Regions from separate parts of the Homo sapiens genome. Here regions 1, 2, 3 and 5 are each linked to region 4. A link is a contact called in ENCODE Hi-C or POLR2A ChIA-PET data. All regions are on one chromosome and are shown on one strand. The core of a region is the stretch at or near the end of the contact, and the rest is flanking DNA. Distances in the headings are between cores, read along the strand shown.

What was found. A loop is a pair of places that touch in the nucleus more often than their neighbours do. ChIA-PET counts read pairs that join two places held with the same protein, here RNA polymerase II (POLR2A). Pooled maps may share reads with other maps.
Region 1: a loop to region 4 is called in a pooled map, with 6 times the contacts of the local background. The contact joins the enhancer-like site here to the promoter of PKN2 in region 4. A Hi-C loop is called at or near these places in 9 of 50 pooled maps. POLR2A ChIA-PET finds 5 or more read pairs at or near these places in 3 of 52 experiments (CD4-positive, alpha-beta T cell, activated T-cell and activated naive CD4-positive, alpha-beta T cell).
Region 2: a loop to region 4 is called in a pooled map, with 7 times the contacts of the local background. The contact joins the enhancer-like site here to the promoter of PKN2 in region 4. A Hi-C loop is called at or near these places in 2 of 37 single-sample maps with no recorded cell type and 2 of 50 pooled maps. POLR2A ChIA-PET finds 5 or more read pairs at or near these places in 1 of 52 experiments (OCI-LY7).
Region 3: a loop to region 4 is called in a pooled map, with 6 times the contacts of the local background. The contact joins the enhancer-like site here to the promoter of PKN2 in region 4. A Hi-C loop is called at or near these places in 2 of 37 single-sample maps with no recorded cell type and 8 of 50 pooled maps.
Region 5: a pooled map shows a loop between it and region 4 (3-fold over the local background). The contact joins the enhancer-like site here to the promoter of PKN2 in region 4. A Hi-C loop is called at or near these places in 1 of 50 pooled maps. POLR2A ChIA-PET finds 5 or more read pairs at or near these places in 2 of 52 experiments (Caco-2 and Panc1).

Annotation. Positions count from the first base shown.
Region 1 is chr1:89,841,934-89,844,633 of GRCh38, forward strand. It overlaps LRRC8D (leucine rich repeat containing 8 VRAC subunit D), which reads left to right. Exons shown (of 3, transcript NM_001134479.2): 2 at 1,705-1,849. Among named protein-coding and RNA genes, the nearest start is that of LRRC8D-DT, 21 kb to the left of the region's middle. RefSeq lists silencers at 637-931, 1,455-1,674. Within about 2 kb of position 1,443, at least 37 of the 41 ENCODE cell types and tissues checked have a DNase peak (open chromatin) inside an H3K27ac peak, as active enhancers do; they include CD4-positive, alpha-beta T cell, where a contact is called at or near this core.
Region 2 is chr1:87,448,124-87,450,823 of GRCh38, forward strand. LOC105378834 (a long non-coding RNA gene) reads left to right here. Exons shown (of 4, transcript XR_947565.3): 3 at 1,111-1,222; 4 at 2,656-2,700. Among named protein-coding and RNA genes, the nearest start is that of LINC01364, 78 kb to the left of the region's middle. RefSeq lists an enhancer at 1,470-1,849. Within about 2 kb of position 1,333, at least 12 of the 41 ENCODE cell types and tissues checked have a DNase peak (open chromatin) inside an H3K27ac peak, as active enhancers do; they include OCI-LY7, where a contact is called at or near this core.
Region 3 is chr1:87,044,897-87,047,661 of GRCh38, forward strand. All of the region lies in intron 1 of HS2ST1 (heparan sulfate 2-O-sulfotransferase 1), which reads left to right. It also overlaps the pseudogene LOC100421465 and the pseudogene LOC100421468. Among named protein-coding and RNA genes, the nearest start is that of LINC01140, 83 kb to the right of the region's middle. RefSeq lists an enhancer at 141-240. Within about 2 kb of position 1,260, at least 2 of the 41 ENCODE cell types and tissues checked have a DNase peak (open chromatin) inside an H3K27ac peak, as active enhancers do.
Region 4 is chr1:88,682,961-88,685,660 of GRCh38, forward strand. PKN2 (protein kinase N2) reads left to right here and starts at 1,313. Exons shown (of 22, transcript NM_006256.4): 1 at 1,313-1,668. The coding sequence starts at 1,621. It overlaps PKN2-AS1 (PKN2 antisense RNA 1), which reads right to left and starts at 2,244. Exons shown (of 4, transcript NR_110682.1): 1 at 2,204-2,244. RefSeq lists enhancers at 1,148-1,477, 1,508-1,587.
Region 5 is chr1:87,203,221-87,206,009 of GRCh38, forward strand. No RefSeq gene overlaps it. Among named protein-coding and RNA genes, the nearest start is that of LINC02801, 8.1 kb to the right of the region's middle. RefSeq lists a silencer at 1-12. Within about 2 kb of position 1,336, at least 2 of the 41 ENCODE cell types and tissues checked have a DNase peak (open chromatin) inside an H3K27ac peak, as active enhancers do.

The sequences.
Region 1 (2,700 bases), core at 193-2,692, 1.2 Mb after region 4:
CAGGAGTGGTGGTTTACGCCTGTAATCCCAGCACTTTGGGAGGCTGAGGCGGGTGGATCATGAGGTCAGGAGATCGAGATCATCCTGGCCAACATTGTGAAACCTCATCTGTACTAAAAATACAAAAAAATTAGCTGGGCATGGTGGCGTGTGCCTGTAGTTTAAGCTTCTCGGGAGGCTGAGGCAGGAGAATCGTTTGAACCCGAGAGGCGGAGGTTGCAGTGAGCCGAGATCACGCCACTGCACTCCAGCCTGGGCGACAGAGCGAGACTCTGTCTCAGAAAAAAAAAAAAAAAAAAGAATTTGTGATCATTGTAGGAATTCGCAGTGTAGGGGAAATGGTACAGATTTTATAATCAGGAAAGACCTGTATTCAGTTCTCCATTTGACCACTTTCTGCCAGAGCCATGGGAACAGTTTTTTAATTTCTCTGACCCTGTTTCCTCACTTGGGAATATGACTTTTGCAGATCTGTTGGAAAATATTAAGGCCAAGAGGGATTTAAAATGAGATGTTGTCTAGCACTGAGTAGGAGCTTAATATCTATCCGTTCCTTTCTGCTTCAGTCAAAACTGAGCTTCATATGTAGAATGATTATTGTTTGTATTACATTCTCCATTTTGAGTATGGAACCATGAATGCCAACAGCTTGATAATAAAAGGAGCCGTTTGTCAAGAGACAGTCCTGTAAGCGCTTTTTAACCTGGTAGACTGTGCATGTAAGGGCAGGCAGGTTACAAATGCGAATCCCCATAGCCAGCACACTCTACATACAGCAGATTCTTAAGCCATCTGTGTACTCTTTTTAACACTGTACTGAAGTCCACTTAAGTCAGAGTTCAACAAAATGAATGAATGTAATCCCAGGACTATGGAACTTCTCTGTGATTACATAGCACAGAGAACTACGGAATCATTTTCTGGAAGAATGCACCATGCGATTATGCTCCATGTGGAATTGGTATATATAAATGTTGGTAGACTGTGAGGATGAGGTTGACAGGTTGATCTGAGTAGAGACCCTAGGAGGAACCGAGGATACTATGTAGTTTTGTTGTTGTTACTGTTTTGCAGTTCCTGGCTGCTCTGTGTTGGCAGCTGTGTGCACGCTTTCTCTTTTGAGCCAGCGAGGCACAAGACAAGTAATTTCCCATCTTGAATCTCTCACAGCTGCTGAGCTGTAGTGGATATACTGGGATGTGGCTATGAACTTTAAAAATTTGCATAAATCCAGCCCCTACTCCCCTGCAAAGGCTCAGTCTTGTCTTTACACCTTCCCCGAGGTAATTATTTTCTGGGGGGTAGGGGTGGGGGTTGGGAGGGTGAAGAAAGGAAGAAAAAGAAGGCCGATCACACTGGGCACCGGCGGAGGAAGCGTGGAGTCCATTGATCTAGGTACTTGTGGGGAGGGGAGAACCCGAGCAGCAGCTGCAAACGGAAGGGCTGTGAGCGAGCGGGCGGGCGGGTGGCTGGCAGCGAGGCCACCAGCAGGGGGGGCCCGGGCCGAGGCCGCGCCACCTCGGCACCACGCGGGCAGCCGGTGCGGCGGGGTCGCCACGGCCAGGGGAGCGCTGGGTGCCCACCATGGCAGTTATGCAAGCGGTGACCCCCTGGTCTTGCCTCCCCGCCGCCCTGCACTCCTTCCTCCCCGCTGCCGACACTTGGATCTCTCTAGCTCTTTCTCTCCCCTGTGTTTTCAAACAGGAAGTGCACGGCTGTCTATAACGTGCTGCCGGGTCTCAGGATGGAGGAGTGAAGTCTCCTGTCGCCGTGGTTCCAGCCTCCGGAGCTCGCCCAAGCCGCGTCCCCAGAGAGCGCCCTGAGAGAACAGGGTGGCCGCTTGGTCCAGGTGCGCGGGGTCGGGTCTGGGTCCAGGGAGCGGGTCGGGAAGTCTGCGGCACGGAGCACTGCTAGTGTCGGATCTGCATCTCCAGCTCTGTGCTGCAGCTTCACTTGCCCGCCCCCCACCACTGGCTTCTCACCCGGGGTCTCTGCCAAACTCTGGCTGCTGCCGCCCTGGGTTCGGGCCGGCGGAAGGCCCTGGGCGTGCGCTGCGGAGCCGCCTGCGAGGACTCCACTAGGGCGCTTTCCAGGCTGGACTGCCCCGGGCTGCGCTGGAGCTGCCAGTGCTCGGGGAGTCTTCCTGGAGTCCCCAGCTGCCCTCTCCACCCTCTCCTCCAGCTGCTGCTGCCTGAAGCAGCAGCTCTTTGTTCCTCCCTTACTGGTCTGGGGTCATACACATAAATGTCCTGGGAGGCAGGGTGGTGGGAGGGTAAGGGGTTGGGACGTAGGGAAGAGGAAGAAGATGAGTTGTGGGTGAAGTGTAAGGTGGACAGGAGAAAAGAATCTTAGTGTCCATGCTCAGAAATCAGCTCTTCAGCTGCTGAAACAGAGGACCCCGGTTCCTTGGTTTCTGTTTTGGGAAAGCCAGGCCATGCCAAACAGAGGGAATTAATGATGCAGGCACACACCGGAAAGGTAGGGACCAGGAATGAGGCACAGCAGCGAGTTCTGAGATGTTTAGTCTGGTGTCTGGCTTGTTAACTCCACTGTGGTTTCTGAGCCAGGCCTCCTCGCTGAGACAGAAGGTACTTTAACATATGAGCCAGGCATCTTTATTAATTCCATTTGTCATCAAAGTAAAATTGAGAGTGACTTTTCTCAAATTCACCAGGTAGATTATACTTTCACTTCCACATC
Region 2 (2,700 bases), core at 83-2,582, 1.2 Mb before region 4:
CCACACTGCAAAGGAGATGTTGGGCTTCAGGCTGAAGCAAATCTGGGCTAACCAGAGTTAATCAAATTCTTTATAAATAAAATGAATTGTGCCACGCTAACTTAGATGTTTCAGAGAAACACTAACATATTTTTTTTAACTGATTTCTTGAATTTTTAAAAAAACTACTGCTCCTTTCCTTTGGGTAAGTGAGGAGGCAATAGGGTCTTGAGAATCACCAGGACAGCCAGACTCTGTTAGTTTACTTTCAGGTGAATACATTAGGTTCTGGGTAGATAGGCAGAGCTACTATACACTGCGCCTAAAACATCACAATGGAGAGGTGTATGTGTGTTTGTTGCGGGTGGAGGGGCCTGGTCCTGAGATTTATCAAGCCTGCCTTATGGGTACTGACTTGACTGGTTCATCTACTTTAGGGACGATGAGAATATACTCCCCTGCCCCAAATTATATTTTATCCAGGTGCCATGGTGTCTGACACTCCATCTGTAATGGTTCATTCCTTTGGCTTTCTTTCCTGCTTTTAAAATGAACATTCTCTTGGTTTGTGCAAAACACTAAACTACTTTACAAAGGCAGATACGCTAATGTAGGAAACTGCTTTGTTTTCCTTTGGTTGAAAAGGACTAGTGGAGCTGCAGGAAGCTTGGAAGTTCATCAGTGGGAATGGAGGGAGGCTGCCAAGAAGGTGAGGGGAAGGGGAAGGGCCACAGACACAGATTTTGTCTACTTGGGAATTTTGAATGGGATTGACCCTACCACTCAGTAATAGTTAAAAATGAAACAAAACAAAAAACAAGGGTTTTGAGTGTTGTTTGAATCCAAGTGTACTATTTCAATAGTGGAACTGAGCAAGACTTATAAAGCTGGCATAGGGAAGGGTGATTAGGATTGCAAACATAAGCATGAGGTGTAAATCATGACATTTATTTTGGCATGGAAGCCAGATCATTGTTTGAGGAACACCTTTTGAAACCCAAATGTAGAGGGCAGAAAATGGTGTTGGCTTTTTACACTATTTCTCTCTTTTTGAGGTAAGTCAGAGAGTTGAGTTATGAAGCATTAAAAGATCATTTTTTTCCCACATTCAATTTTCTTCTTTGCACTTAGGGAAAACCTTTTAGGCCAAAGACCATCTGAAGTGGCCCTGGTTCCTCCATGTTTAACTCACTGGCCCCTAATTTCTGCTGGACCTTCATTTCAGTCGACTGTGTTTCAGGAGGTAAGTGATTCTGGTGACCTCACTGTAGGGAGACAGGAGCCTCTGGCAAGTTACCAAACTGCTGGCCTATTCTACATGAGCCAGGCTCTTTGCTTTGGCAGAGGAAAGCAGTGCTGTTTTAGGTCAACAGTCAAATGTGTCCCGGAAGTTGTTAAGTGCGTGGGGCATTCTAACCACTGCTGCTGGTGGAGAGACCTGGCTGTCGCCTGCATCTCACTTTCAGAATGTGGCCCTGATTAAGCTCCGCAGGTAGAGTTCTGGTTTCTAAGAAGGGTACAAGGCCTGAGGACATGCTGGTATTTCTTCCTCATGCTGCTGCTGAGGACACAGAGAAGGGTGTTCTGGCCAAATTAGCCAGTTATTGGTTCCCCAAATAACTTTGGTTTTAGACACCTGACTTGACTCTGTGAGTGAGTGGGAGGCTGTTTTCTCTGACTGGTTTTGCATCTTGGCTTTCATGTCTCTACATGAACATTCAGCCCACAAATTTCTGTTATCTAATCAGGCGCATCAGTCCGTGATGGAGATGAGAGGGGAGGAACACCCCTTTGACTCAGATTTTGCACAAACAAAATTCAGTCTTGTTAGCAATGGCAGGAAGAGTAGCCACGGCTGCTCAGATCAGATCTTTCCCTGACAATCTGCAGGGCAGTGCAAGTGGGTGAAGAGTTTTTATGGCAAGATAAGCAATGCAAGGGCCCCAACTTGGTATACTAAATAAAATTAAAATGTCAATATTTACACATGACCTTCAAGGCTCTTCCACTCTTGCTTTCTTAGTATTCAGTACAGACTGCATTTTCTTTAGTCCGTTACCAACAGCTTGGAAATTCAGTTAGAGGACATAACCCAAATGTTCTCCAAATGTTGCTTCCAAATGGTCATCTTGAAAAGTGCTGTTTTAAGGCATGCAACCTTTCTGCACCGAGAGAGGGCTGTCGCTCTGCCTACCCAACTGTAGGGGAATTATCCAAAGATTAAAACCACTGATGATAAAGATAGTGCCACACAGCATATTTTAATTTGTTGATAATGAAAGCACAAGAGGCCTTTTTACAGGCTTCTTGAAGCCTTACTATTGTGTGTTGCACATTCAACCCCAGCTTGTGTGCTGACACAAACAAATAAACGTGATCATAACGGTTGAAATGTAGTTAGAAACACAATTGAGAACATCTGTATTGTAAGCAGAAATACATTAGAAATACTGAAGTGTTTTGTAGCTGTGAAAATGAAGGAATAAAAAAATAACCCACAGTACCTGGATTAAGCAGTTATAAATAATGTATAAAGCAAAAATCTCATTACCCCCTGTGTAAACTCCCCCCCAATGAAATATATTTTATGAATGTAGTAACACTGTAATAACCAAAGCATTTGTTTTTCCCCACAAACTTTCCATTTCATAACTGTGAGATTGTTTGGATTTACAGATTCGGGCCACAACACCCCTGAGTTTACCGGTTTTGGTTTCTTCC
Region 3 (2,765 bases), core at 10-2,509, 1.6 Mb before region 4:
TAGTAAGAGGGCTCTGTTTAGAGGCATTTCTGTTCAATCTAATGCTATGACATCATCCAGCTCTTCCTTCTGTTCTATACGTGACCTCTTTGCACTGAGATTCTCTTTCTCGTCTGATTTCCTCTTGCGGCTTCTCTCTTCTTCACTGACGTCAGCATTCTTTGAAGAATCTTCTTCATCCGAATCAACTGTGAGAACATCATCTTGCTCTTGAGCTGTGGAGGTGGAAGGCTGACCTCCATCATTACTGCCATTGGTTATGCTTTTGGCAGCATCTTCAGCTTGTTTTGGCCCCACTTTTTCTGGGGCATCACCAACACTTCAAATTCAACATCCTTTCCTAGGTCTTCACTATGAAGGATGTTGATCAATAAAGTATAGTCCTGGAGGAAGTAATCTGCTTGAAGCCAGCTGCAATTTCTCATTCCAAATTCTGACAACTTCTTGTGATTATTAGCTTCTGTCTCTCCCTTTTCAGAAGATATTAGGATTGTTCCTTTCCCATCTTCAATTTGGACATCTGGTGCTACCATAGCAAATTTTTGTTTCACTACCTTGTCTCGTAAGGTGAGAACAGTCACTTTATGGACATTCAGCCGTACAGTCACCTGGCTTGCTGGCACATATGTAACAATTGGGGTTGGGAGGATCCAGTGCACAAGGCACAAGAAACTTCTTTCTTGGATTTGCTTGTTTATTCAAAACAATTGTTCTGCAGTGGTCTATTTTTCCTGATAAGATCTTCAATCTTTCCAATACTGTCAACCCAGCAATCACTGCATTAGTAGTAGCAATAGCAGGAATAATATTCCCTGCCACTGATTTGATATCAAATCTACTCTTCATATTCATACTGAAAATATGCATCCTGAGGTTTGTAGCAGAGGTAACAAAATCCATTGCATATGGGTCATCCTTATCCCATGTGAGCTCAGCTCCATCCCCCTTTTCTGCTAAATGAACTCTCAGAGTCTCAGTGCTGTGAGCTCCTTAAGAACCTTGTGCTCACCGGCTTCTCCCACGTCGACCTGATTGATCTGGTTACTATTGATGTCAGCAACCTCAACAGTTTTTGTTTCAAAAGAAACATGTTGGAAGATCAAAGGCACAGGTTGCCAGGGAAAGTGCACTGCAGTTTTACCTGAAAGCTAATATGGTTGCCTACCATGACAGCATCATGAACCCTGACTATAATGTGGCATATTTTTGACAGTTTATATTGGTTATGAATGCTTTAGATAACAGAGCTGCCCAAAACCGTGTTAATAGAGTGTGCCTGGCAGCTGTTGTTCCTCTTATTGAAAGTGGAACTGCTGGGTATCTTGGACAAGTAACTACTATCAAAGAGGGTGTGACCAAGTGTTACGAATGTCATCCTAAGCCAACCCAGAGAACCTCTCCTGACTGTACAATTTGTAACACACCTTCAGAACCTATACATTGCATCTTTTGGGCAAAGTACTTAAGAAGTATCTCCTGACAGAGCTGACCCTGAAGCTGCCTGGGAACCAACAGAAGCCAAAGCCAGAGCTAGAACATTCTAATAAAGAAGGTGACATTAAACGTATTTCCACTAAGGAATGGGCTAAATCAACTGGATATAATCCAGTTAAACTTTTTACCAAGCTTTTTAAAGATGACATCAGGTATCTGTTGATAATGGACAAACTATGGCGGAAAAGGAAACCTCCAGTTCTGTTGGACTGGGCTGAAGTACAAAGTCAAGGAGAAGAAACGAATGCATCAGATCAACAGAATGAACCCCAGTTAGGCCTGAAAGACCGGCAGGTTCTAGATGTAAAAAGCTGTGCATGTCGATTTTATTTATTTTTGAGATGGAGTGTAGCTCTGTTGCCCAGGCTAGAGTGCAATGGTGCGATCTTGGCTCACTGCAACCTCCGCCTCCTGGGTTCAAGCAATTCTCCTGACTCCGCCTCCCAAGTAGCTGGGATTATAGGCACCCACCACGCCCAGCTGATTTTTGTATTTTTAGTAGAGACGGGCTTTCACCATATTGTCCAGGCTGGTCTCGAACTCCTGACCGCAGGTGATCCACCTGCCTTGGCCTCCCAAAGTGCTGGGATTACAGGCACAAGCCACTGCGCCCAGCCTATATGTTTAACTTTTTAAGAAATTGTCCAACTGTTTTCCATAATGGTTGTCTCATTTTATATTCCCACCAGCAGTTCATGAGAATTCCAGTTACTCCACATTCTTGACAAGTCTCGGTATGACCGGTCTTCAGTTTTAGCCATTCTTACAAATTTTTGTGTTATCTCATTGTAGTTTTCCTTTTATTTTCTCTAATGACAAACGTCTTTCATCTTCTTATCTGCATATCTCTTTTTTGGGGAAGTGTCCAAATCCTTAGTTCATTTAAAAAAATGGACTGGCTATTTTCTCATTAGGTTGTAAGATACACATTTTTTGTTGATATGATACAAATCTTTTGTTGGCTATACATTTCACAAATTTTTTTCCTTTATGTGGCTTTCCTTTTCATTTCTGTATCTTTTAATTTCAGTGAAGTCCACTATATTGATGTTTGTTTTTGTAGTTCTTGTTTACTGTGTCATATTTAAGAAATCTTTGCCAAACCTAAAATTACTAGGATTGTTTCTTCTATAAGTTTTATAATTTTAGCTCTTATATTTAGGTCTGTGATTCATTTTAAATTCATTTTTGTATATGATGTGAAGAATGAAGAAAGAATGAAGATTCCCTTAAAAAAATGGCTATCCAGTTGTTCCCATACTATTTGTTGA
Region 4 (2,700 bases), core at 63-2,562:
GAAAAATTCTTTATCACACATATGATAAGTTAGAGTTCAGAAACTGTGGCCACAGAACTCCAGATCTTCAATACATGTTTGCTGAATTGATGTATGAGACTTGAGAAGGCAAAAGGATAGACGTTAAGTCCTGGCATCAGGCCAACAGAGTTACATGGAGCGTGTGAGAAGTACATAATGTTACACTTCCTAAGAAATATGTCAACGAATGCCCTTTCTAAGTAGCAACGTACCTAAATAACCCTTACCACTCTCTCCAGGTAGTTTTAACAAAGGTATTGTACCGCAGCTTCAAAAAATCAAAAGTTACGCGTTTACCTATCCATTCACTGCTCAGACAAAACAAAAACAAAAGCTACCTGTAGGAGACTTCGAAATTCCTTAATACCATAGTGTCATTAAAAACAAACACCTAGATTTACTTTACTTAGCTATATTTTACTAAGTAGTCAGGTTAGCTTTAATGCTTACCACGCCAAGGAAAGGTGGCTTTTTTCCTTTCCCGAGGGTAATCCCGTCCCACCTCCCCCTCCCTTAAATAAAGTTAAAACAACCCAAAAAAACCCAGCTAATTCTCAGCTCTGTACAGTTCTCCAGTACAAGCAACAGTAGTTCAACCTCAAGAAAAAGACATCTTAAAGGCCGTACATTAAAAGTTGCCAGGGATCCAGCCGCTTACATTTCATGAAAAGTACAGACCATACCCGTTTAGCTAGCTGTGCACCTTAACTGGTCGAGAAGGCGCGCTGGGGGCTGGGTTTGAGGGTGAGCAAAAGGCAAGATTATTAGTTTGGGTTGACGTGGGGGTCAAGGGGAGAGCAGAGGAATAATCTGTAAGATCTGAGTCCCGAAGCTCTTTGGGTTATGGAGGTTAGAAAAGGGCCTGTTAAAGTTAGGCCCAAGTTTCGGCAAGGTGGAACTGGGAAAAAAAAAAAAGAAAGAAAAAAAAAACGAAACCCGAAAAAACAACAGCGAGCAGGCTCCCGAGTTCTAGCGTTCACAGTGAAGCCGTTAAACGCAGCAGGAAAGTAGGCGTGTGTTTTCTTCCTCTTCCCGCCTCCCCAGAGACTCGAGCCCAGTCCTTTCCCCTCATTTTCACCCCAGCCGAGTCCAATGGCTGCCCTCGCCGCGGAGTCGGGTCGGAAGACGCCCCGCCCCCTCGCCGCGTTCGCCCTAGGGAACCCCTCCGCCCCACCTTCCCTGCCCGATGAGGGGCAGTGGCTGCCGCCGTCACGTGTGCTGGCAGCCGCCAAGTGAGGCCGCTTTTGCGACGCGGTGACAGCCAAATGGTGCGACAGGAGGAGCTGCAGCCGCGGCCGCAGCGCCCGCACGGAGAGGCTTGAGGCGGCTCCTGGCGTCGCCCAGAGGGAGCGACTAGACGAACAGTCCGGTGAGGGCGGCGAGAGGAAGCCCGCTACGAGTGCCCTAGCTCCCCGCCGCTCTCGATGAACCGGACGGAATAAGCCGCGCCTCCAGCAGGGGCTGCGCCTCCATGAATCCCTAGTTGTTTTTTTTTTTTTCTTTCTCTCCCCTCTCCTCACCCCCACCCCGAGCCCCGTCCCGCCTTCTCCCTTCGCCAGAGGCGGCCGCGTCCAGGTGCGGAGTCCATACCGGAGCGCAATGGCGTCCAACCCCGAACGGGGGGAGATTCTGCTCACGGAACTGCAGGTAAGGGCCGCGGCCCTGGTGAGAGGCGCTGGCGGAGGAGACAGGGAGAGAGCCCCGCGCGGCGTCGGGGACCGAGGAAAGCCCTGCGGCCGCCGCGCCCCTAGCCCGCTAAGTGCGGAAACTCCGGGATGTCACTCGGGAAATGCTTCCCTCGGGGAACCGCTTCCCTGGGGAGCCGGACCCTCTCCCCCGCCAAAGCCCTGGCCTGCCACCGCTTTGGTTTGATTCTGCCTACCAGAGGGGACCCCATCTCTGCAGCCCTGCTGCAGCGGGAGCCTGCTCTCGCCTGGTCCCCGGAGAGGCCGGCCCGTCGCCCCCTCCCTCGGTGTCAGAGCTACCCGCGAACGCCCCTGTTGCCCCCTCCCTTCGCGCGGCCGGGCCCCGCCCCGCCTTTCCTCCGTACACCGCTCCTTAAACTCCTTTGAATGACTCCCAAGCTGTTTTCTTGTCCCTCCCCCTCCCCTCAGACTCCGCACAAAGAGCGCCCCCATAACTTCCAGCCCCTAGACAAGTTTTTTTAAAAAACGAGTCTCACCAAATGTTTGCTTCACTTCAGCAGCCCTCTTCAGGTGACAGAGTTTCTTTCCTCTATTTTGAGGGTTATCTTTTTCTTTTCTTTTCCTTTCTTTTTTTTTTTTTAACCGAGTGATAAATACAGGGTGCCTTTCTCTGCTACCCCTGCCCAGATCCGGGAGCTCAGATGCTGATGCTTTTCAGACTTTCATTTTCCCTCTCATTTGAGCACCAGAGAAAGAGCTAATAAGTTGTTTACTAATGAGAAAGCAGTCGACTAAGGGAAAACATTGGGCACCACATGTCTGCAAAAGATGAGAGCAAAGTAGATCGCTTAGTTAAGTCATGTCGAGTAGCAATGTTATTTCCCATTTCCAGATAAATATTTGATAATGTAGGCACGATTTTCTTTAGATCTCTATGGTGTACATGGGGACTTAAGCTACCCTGTCGGGTTTTTCATTACTTGGGAGTGTTCCAGAGATGTTTGTTTTTTGACTTAAAAGTTATTTTGCTTTA
Region 5 (2,789 bases), core at 86-2,585, 1.5 Mb before region 4:
GGAGAGAGAGAGAAAGAGAGAGAGAGGCAGAGAGAGAGAGAGAATGAACATTCACATGACTTAACAGCATATTGTCATAATTGTTCTATTTTATTAGTTATTGTTGTTAATTTTTCACTGTGCCTAATTTAGAAATCAAAATTTATCATAGGTGTGTATGTATAGGCGGGAACATAGTCTGCATGGGGTTCAGTACTACTCTCAGTTTCAGGTATCCACTGGGGATCTTGAAGCGCAACCTCTGCAGATAAGAGGTGACTACTGTAATAAGATGGGAAAACATTAATGGCCAAGATAAAGAACGCTGTCAAGGTTTCCCTTTCAGAGCGCTAGAAAACATCAGTTTTGTAGTCTGACAGATGGAGTTCAGACGCTGACTTTTGCATTTGCTAGCCATGACATTGGACAAGTTAGGTTTTGTGTGACTCAGTTTCCTTGCCCAAAAAAATGGCCATAAAAATGACTTCTTCATAGGGTTTTGAGCTAATTAAACGAAGTAATGTATGTAGAGTGTCCATCTTATTCTCTGGTATACAGTAAATGTTCAGTAAGTGCTAGCTTTTGTTATTATCATTATGGTTATTCTCACTGACATGAGGAAATAGGTAGCATCATAGATAGCTTTCAAGGAGGTGGCCAGTCTCAATTCCCATCCAAGTAAATATGTGCATGCCTTTCATTTAGCTGACTGGCACCCTTCTCTCTGGCTGGCAGCGGATTAGCACACTGAATCCCATCCCTGAGATGTCCTGGCACACATCCTGGGCCCCTCTGTGAAGTGTTTGCCATGGCCTCGAGCCCCTCAGGTTGAGTGCACTTGTCTGCAAAGGGCTGTGTTCTACAGCAACGTGGGACCCACGAAGGAAGCCTTATGATTCATTTTTCATCTCATCATTACTCGCCTTGCCTGTATGCCAAGGCTGGGAAGCAATGGGCCAGAGGTTTGTGCTCTGAGCAATTCTGAATCATGTGGAGAATATGAAGGAAAATGAGAAGTTTAAAAATACTCCATAGGAAAGAAATGGTAAGTAACATGGTTTCTTTTAAACTTTCCCAATTCAACTTCTAGAAAAGGTGTCATAAACCTCTGCAGGGGTGACTAAGAGCTGGGACAAAGGCAAGTCTGTTACAGATGTCCCCGTAACTCCAGGAGCAAATCTCTTTCTTCCCCTCCTAAATAACTCCAGAACATTACATGGCATTAACAAGTTTCCCAGGACAGGAACTTCTAGTTTATTACTTGCTCACATTGTCATCAGAAATTAATTTTGTCCCTGAAAGACAAATTGGCTGGTAGCTTACGAAGTTAAATGGAAAGAACAAGTGCGCATCTGTTTCTTCTGCATTTTGTCTCCTTGGTGTCTTACATATAAATGAATCAGAGTGTTCAAACTTAAATTAAGATCTTTGGCTAGATAAACAGTTAAAACTGGTTCCCATAGCTACCTCTCACACATAGCTGTGATTGCATTATAATCCCCTAGTAATCAGCTCTAAATGAAAGAAAGATGATAAGGGTGCTCTTTTCAGTTTTCAGTACTGATTTTTATTAGCTCTCAATCAGTCCGGGACTACTCTGTCTTTCATCACATTGTGGTAGTGTTTGTAGAATCATTAGAGTAATAAAGTGTAAATCTTACTGAGGTGCATTTTTCTTGAGGTGTTTTATATAACGAAAACTCTGAAGATTACACTGGCTGGTACAAGGAAGATTTGTTTCTGCGACGAAAGTAAGAATGTAATGTATGCTATATTCATTTAATCTTTACCAGAGTCAAAACCTAATGAATTATCTGGCCTAGGTAAAGCAACTGCCGCAGAAAGCTCTTGGACTTAACGCGGCCAAGTATTGCCCTAATAGAGATTTGCATGTATTTGGCTATTTCCTAATTTGGCTTGTTATCCTTCTTCAACACACTTCCAGTGTAAAACCCTCACATCTACAAATGCATTACCCACAAAACCGCAAGCTTTGCTATTCCCAGTGTGATTTCTCTAGCAAACGAGTGTAATCCAATAAAACATCATGTCCCACCAACATTGAAGTATTTATTGTGGAATAAATTTCAGTTTAAAAAAGCGTGCTTGCCCCTCTTCCTTCTCATATATCATAGAGTGACCAGTCCTCTCAGCTTCCTTTGTGCTGGGGATCACTAAGTGGGGAAAAGTGGCAGCTGGAGATAACAGCTCTCTGATGCTCCGCTGCATTTGTTCTGGATTTTTCTAGGCCTGTCCAAGAGATGGTAGCATGGAAAGGAACTTGCAGTGACTTTTCCAAAATGTGGGATTTTTCACAGATTTTACAGGTGTGCTACACATTTGCAATGAACAGAATACTTAATCCTGACGTGCTTTTCCCTTCCCGTAGGCTTTATTATAGCTGGAATATGTGACAAGGCATCATACCTATAAAAATGCCTGCTTGTTTTAAATGTTGGATTTTATGCATTTTATATTTATATTAGGATGAGAGTGTCCCTATATTTTAGTGACAGACATTTACGCTCATCCACAGGGTAAGAAACAATATAATGTAGCAGTATGTAGTCTCTGCAAGAGTTTATAGAAATGTGGTGGTTTTATATTTAATTTTAAGTTACTATTTTTTAAAGAAAGATTTTGCCTGAGATAATTATTACAGTTCCCATGCTCACATGGTGATAATGCGCACCTTTGCAACAAGCAGAGTATCTGAAAGATTCAGGTAGTCAGAGAGTCAGTTGGTGGCACTGTGAAGATTTTTGCCAGGTATCTTTTTGGTTTATACCACTATATGTAAAAATATGTGT